2 separate regions of the Mus musculus genome follow, and region 2 is linked to region 1. Evidence: chromatin contacts called from ENCODE Hi-C or POLR2A ChIA-PET data. All regions are on one chromosome and are shown on one strand. Each heading gives the region's core, a stretch centred on a gene start or an enhancer-like site at or near the end of the contact. The rest is flanking DNA. Distances are from core to core; before and after follow the strand shown.

Evidence for each region. Hi-C counts contacts between places; a loop is a spot of excess contacts on that map. ChIA-PET counts read pairs that join two places held with the same protein, here RNA polymerase II (POLR2A).
Region 2: a loop to region 1 is called in a map of heart, with 3 times the contacts of the local background. The contact joins the promoter of Trim59 here to the promoter of Smc4 in region 1. A Hi-C loop is called at or near these places in 15 of 37 maps with a recorded cell type or tissue (Patski, T-helper 17 cell, T-helper 2 cell and 5 more). POLR2A ChIA-PET finds 5 or more read pairs at or near these places in 4 of 5 experiments (Patski and embryonic stem cell).

Annotation. Positions count from the first base shown.
Region 1 is chr3:69,003,146-69,006,129 of GRCm38, forward strand. Smc4 (structural maintenance of chromosomes 4) reads left to right here and starts at 1,593. Exons shown (of 24, transcript NM_133786.4): 1 at 1,593-1,945; 2 at 2,931-2,984. The coding sequence starts at 2,936. Ift80 (intraflagellar transport 80) reads right to left here and starts at 1,425. Exons shown (of 20, transcript NM_026641.2): 1 at 1,287-1,425.
Region 2 is chr3:69,042,963-69,046,027 of GRCm38, forward strand. Trim59 (tripartite motif-containing 59) reads right to left here and starts at 1,780. Exons shown (of 3, transcript NM_025863.3): 1 at 1,651-1,780; 2 at 806-880.

The DNA of each region.
Region 1 (2,984 bases), core at 343-2,842:
CTCTGAAAATACAAAATACTCCAGAAGCCCCTAAAAAGAATCCCTTTATCCTCTTGGTACTCCTACTAGTCCTCCATACCCCCCCCAAAAAATATTCATTGAGCTTCATGGTGACATTTATTTTATGAAGACAATTTATTTTCAACTAGAAATATAAAGGTACATTATTATATTAGCAAACGTTTATTCAAACCACACCAATCTCCAAACTCCTCCAGACTCCCACACTTGTAGTCCTCTCCAGCACTTCCTGAGAATCACTGAATCTAAGTGTTAGGCATCTCAAAGCCATAATATATTTTAGAACAATGTAAATTCATTCATTAAAGGTTGGTGGGCTGGAGAGATGGCTCAGTAGTGGTTAAGAGCACTGACTGCTCTTCTCTGAAGGTCCTGAGTTCAAATCCCAGCAACCACATGGTAGCTCACAACCATCTGTAATGAGATCTGACACCCTTTTCTGGTGCACCTGAAGACAGCTATAGTATACTTAGATTATAATAATAAATAAATCTTTTTTTTTAAAAAAAAAAGGTTTATTGGTGCTCTAAAATGCCAAACCCTAAATAGGTTGAGGAAAAAAAAAGAGAAAGGCTAACAGCTCTCAATTTAAAAGTTGCTGTATAAATACTTACTGGGGGCAGCGAAATTAATCAGCGGTTCTTTAACATTGGGGAGGATGAGTGATACAGACCGTTTTTCAAAATTATAGGGTCACTAAACATTCAGGAAAACAATGCCAAAACACACAAAACTTGGTATACAATTTTCGGAGAGTCAGAAACTCTGTCCCAACCATCATTATCCTCAAACTCAGGTTAAAAGCCCATTAAGGAAACTAAACCGCTCGGGATTAGGAATTGCCGCATCCATTTAACAACCCTTGCTATTCCTTTCACTGTGTAACAAAGACAAATGCTACTTATGAACTAATTCCCCCATAACGGTAACTAGTTATCACCAGCGAATCCTTTCTCCCACTAGGAGCCCTGCTGGCCAAATGGTTATTTAAACTCAACACCTTTCAGTAGTGTCACTTACACAAAATAGTTCAAAAATCATTGTTATTCATAAATGGACTACAAGGTTAACTCAATAATCCCGGTTTCCTCGCTTTACCTGTAAACTCCACATCCCAAGATCAACACCCTGGTGGCTGGAAGAAGATGGAAAATAACTGATGCTCCCGCAAAGCTCATCCCATCTAACCAAGAGAAGCTAGGTCTTAATGACCGCTACCGCTTCCAAGCCCTTTCTTCAAAGGCTCTGGAGATGAAGAAATTTACCTCAAGTTCCAGGAAAGCGGTGGCGACTGCTCTCAGAGCTCGAACTAGTTACCAAATAGCCTCCCGACCTTTCCGTCACCATAGTGATTTCTAAGCGCTGCGAGCGTTTCCCCCTGCCATGTTCCCGCGATACTTGCTAGGTGCCAGTCACCCGAGCGGGCTCTTGACCCCGCCCCTAACCGAGCCCGCCCTCTCCCTGGAAGGTGTTATTGGGCAACTTGGACCCGCCTACAATTGTAGGCGGGACCCTGCTTGTTTTGTTTTGTTTTTTTTCCTTCTTTTTCAAATTCCTCCAGTTTTTCAAATGCTGTCGTTCTAGAAGTGCGAAACTCTCATTTCTGTTAAAGTCCACAGAAAGGACGTAGCCCTGCTTGCTCTCCCTTCCCAGTCGTAACTTGGCCCTCGGCGCCACGGTCCCTGGGGTAGAGCCCGCGCATGCGCCCGAACGGCCCGAAGATGGCGGTGGGACTCGCCGCACTTTTTTTCAAATTCGCGGGTCCCAGAAACCCTTGCGCGCGTTTGTAACGAATTTCCGTTCGAGTTTGGATTTTAGGCGCCATTTTCGAGTGAAGGACCCGGAGCCGAGACACCGGGAGGAGCGAGGCGGGGGGTCGGCCGTGCCACCATTTCAGCCCGGCTCGGAGTGGACCCGCCGACAGGTGAAGTCCTTCTCTTCTAGATCAGGTTGTCACACTTTCTCCTCCCTGCCCCGCGGGCGCCCGCAACCCCAAGGCCTGGAGCTGGAGCGGCGGAGGCGGCTCGGCGAGCTCCCGTGCCTGTCACCCCTCCCCCTCGGCGGCCGGGCGGCGGCTCCGGCGCCTCTTCCTGGGGGAGGCAGCGAGCCTGGCTCGGCCAGAGCGTCCCCTCCCCCAGGCCGATCCGTCCTGTCTCCTAAGGGGACTGCAGCCCCACTCAGAGCCTCTCCTGGGCACTTGGCATGGCTTACACTGTCGTCCATCGGGACTCCGCCCCGGACCCGGGAGGGTTAGACCCCCTACTATCCCGGAAAGTGACCCAACCCAAGCAGACGCTGCCAGAGTCCAGTTCAGCAGTGTGTGGCGGGTGACTCCGGCTTCGGCCATCCTCTCCGCTGGGGCGATGAGGAAAAGAGACCTGGACTTCTCCGAGGGCCGTCCGGGCGTCAGGACCTAAATGGCGGGGAGAAGGGAGGGGGTTGACAAGTCGCCCGGGCAGGCAGGCGCTGCTGCTCTGGAGAGTAGCCACGCAGCCCCGAAGCTGGACGAACTTGTCTCTCTCTCTCTCTCCCACTCTGTACCTCTCTCCCTCCCTCCCCGATTCCGAGCACATTCACTCCCCAGCCCCGACGGGAGGAGACTTGTCAGCAGACGTCCTTCTCTTATGAGATGGTTCCACAGGGGCGGGGGTGGCCTGAGCGAATTCCTCCGTCCTGGGCGCGATGGCAGGCGCGGCTATGTTTCCCCACGTAGCTGGGGCGTGGGAAAACCCGTCCCGCCCGGTTGCCACTGCTGGGTTCCTAGTAGCCACTTTCCTAGGGACCCGCTACTGGCTAGCGGCGTTGGGGAACGCGGTGGCGGGGTGGGTCCTGGGCGGAGCCCGTCCTGCTGCTGCGGGGCCTGAGCGGCGAGCTGCGGGCCGACCTGACTCGGGACTCTTCTGCCGCAGCCACCATGCGGCGTAAGGGCACCAAGCCCTCCACTGCCTGCCACCAGGAGGAAG
Region 2 (3,065 bases), core at 530-3,029, 40 kb after region 1:
TCAAAGGTCCTGAGTTCAATTCCCAGCAGCCACACAGTGGCTCACAACCACCTGAAATGGGATCTGTTGCCCTCTCCTAGTGTGCATGTGAAGACTAATGTGAAAACAGTGTGTCTACCAATATACATAAAACACAGTATTCAAAAAATAGTTTTTCAAAGTGAAAATATATTTGATGGAAAACATTCAGCAACATATTTGCAATGTCAGTATATATATATTACCCAAAGTCAAAATTTTACTTTTTACCAGGTTAAAATACAGGACCTTGGCTCACTAAAAATGTAGATCAATGTGTAATACTGGGCAAAAAGGAATAAAGGTAGCTTGAATAATAAATGCAGCGTGCAAACGTGTAAGGCAATACCATTTTGTGTGCATGACTTAAGACGTCCACACATGCTTATAAAATGTCTGTTAGATAAAAGTGAAAATCTTTTAGCCAGGCAGTGATGGCTTTGGCTCCAGCACTTGGGAGGCAGAGGAATCTCTGAGTTAAAGACCATCCTGGTCAACAGAGCAATTATCCAGGACAGCCAGGGCTACACAGAGAAACCATGGTTTTTTGTTTTTTGGTTTTTTTTTTTTTTTTGGGGGGGGGGGGAGAATCAAACAAAAAACTGAATACCTTTTAGATTAGGTCATTTCTCACTTTATGCTTCCTCCATAAGATGGTTAAAATTTTATACACTTCCAATATACATCTTTTTTTCAAGAGATTTTTCAATCTTTCATCATAGCCCAGGAATCACACACTCTAATATCCTGATGTTTCTTCGTATCCAGTTAACTTCCCAGAGCTTACCTGGTCTGTCAATCTCCTGATCTGGACACTGGGTGTACTTTATCTTCTCCAACTTTTCCAGGATCCTTTGTTATTCTAAAAGTAAAACAATTTAATGTTTCAGATTTTGCCTGCAGTAAATATTTCATCTTTAAAGTCCCAACCATTTCCACACAAAGGACTTTTTACAACATAACGAATCTCTGACTCTGGACAAGATTAACCAATGATGGGAACTAAACACTCATAGTTTGGTTTGGTGGGTTTTTTGAGACTAATTTTGTAGTCCTCACTGACGACCTGGAACGCACAGGAGAGCTTGCTGCCTCTGTCTGCCCCCATGCTGGGGTTACAGGCGTGCACGTTCATGCCCCGCTTCAAAGTTTTATTTAAACTCAGCAAGACGACTAGAAATATCCTCGCGCGTAGATATCCCCAGCTCGAAACTACGTTAAATTATTCCCATCAACACATTGGGTGGTCTCCGAAACGCTGCAGGCCTCAGTTTTACCTATGAAGGTTCACATCTGTACAATGGGCATAAGTCCTACGTGAACTCCAAACAAAGAAGTGGCTCAAAGATGGCAGTCACACCCTCTTGTCCAGGATGCCCAGGGCTCACTCGCCCCGCGCGGTGCTGCGGGATCTGCTAGGCTCACCTACCGGCCCTTACGACCTCAATCCCGCCGGTAGCTCGGAGCGCCGCTGCTCCACCCGCGAGCGCGCGAAGCGAGGAGAGGCGAGCGCACGCCCTCCGGAGCCCAGCCCGCCTCCCCATCCTCAAGTCGGCGGCGAACGCACCGGGGCCGCGGGCGCTCGAGAAAGAGGGGCAGCGAGCCGCCTCCCCGGCGGAGCCGCGTACTCACCGCGAGGCGGGCGAGGCGGGCGAGGCGGGCGAGGCGGGCGAGGCGGGCGAGGCGGGCGACGGCGCGCACGGCGAGGGCTCCCGGGCAGCCTGGTGCGGACACTGCGAGGCGCTCGCCCGAGTCTTCAGGTGCCCGGCGGGGGCGGGGCCGGCGGCGCCGCAGCGACTTTCAACCGCGCCGCCTCCGCCAATGAGAGAGCGCGGGCGGCCTTTGAACACCAACGGCCGAGGGCCAGGCGCCTGCGCACTAGCGCGCGGCGCGGAAAGCGCACGGGCGGCAGGGGTCGCGCCTTGGGGGGGAAGGGCTGGCGCCAGGACCTCGCGAGGGCGGGGATGCGCGGGTGACCCGGCGGCTTCTGGAGGCGGCTGGCTGAGGGACTGCTTATTACTTAGGACCACGCCCGCACGGGATGGTTCTGGAGCTGGCGGCGCGCAGGCTTCTTCCATTGTTACCTCACAGGTTCCTTGTTCAGTCACCGGCTGGAGGGCTCGGCGCGCTCGCCCGCCCCCGTGAGGCTCCGGTCCTCCAACTTAGGCGCGCCTAAGCCTTCATCTGTGTCCTCCCTGTCCTCTCTAACACGCTGGGTCAGAAAACACAGTAGTGGCTTTTCACTTTCTCGGAGAAACGCCATTCCAGAGCTCAGACCGCTCTCCGCTCCCGGCCGGTGTGAGCTACAGAGCAGATTCCAAGTCAGCCTAAGACTCACAGCAAGACTTGACCTCGGAGACAAGATGGAAAGAGGGGGCGTAGAGGAAGGAAAATGGATTGTGCCTTCAAGGAGTGTGCTTTACAGGTCCATAGAGTGCCCGACCCTGCCAGAAAGTTCTGTAACCAAACATGGGGAAGGGGCAGAGAAGAGGAGCCTTAGCACTAAGGCAGCTCCACGCTGACCGGCAGCGCTACTCAGGATTTATGAACTGTTATTCATGCGCTCTATAGATGATAGTGTTGGTCTGGAAAAGAAAGACTAGAAATTACAATTCAAATACAGGCACCAAAGCGTAAAAGTCGTAAACCTAAAAACCTCATGTGTTGGGGCGTCAGCCTTCGAAAACTTTGGGCTGAAAAAAAAAAATCAGCTGCTTTGGGTGTCTTCCATTACGATATACACACTCCCAATACTCCCTTTGTGATAGAGTATTGAGAAACGGGATAAAGGATGGGAAATACGTGGTTTTGTTACAGGTATAATATCGGAAAGATGATGAACAGAAATGTGACTTCTGAGCTGGGGGTGTAGCTCAGTTCCAGTGCTCGCCTGGCGTGTTCAGTTCCCACCATGGAAAAGCCAAACCGCTGAGCGCACATTAACATCTTCTTGGCGCTCCTCAGACTCCTTGCTTGAAAACTTTTTGTCTTGAGCTTTGAAACAGAAAGTCAGCGCTGGCTGTTCTTCCAGAAGACCCACACAGCAG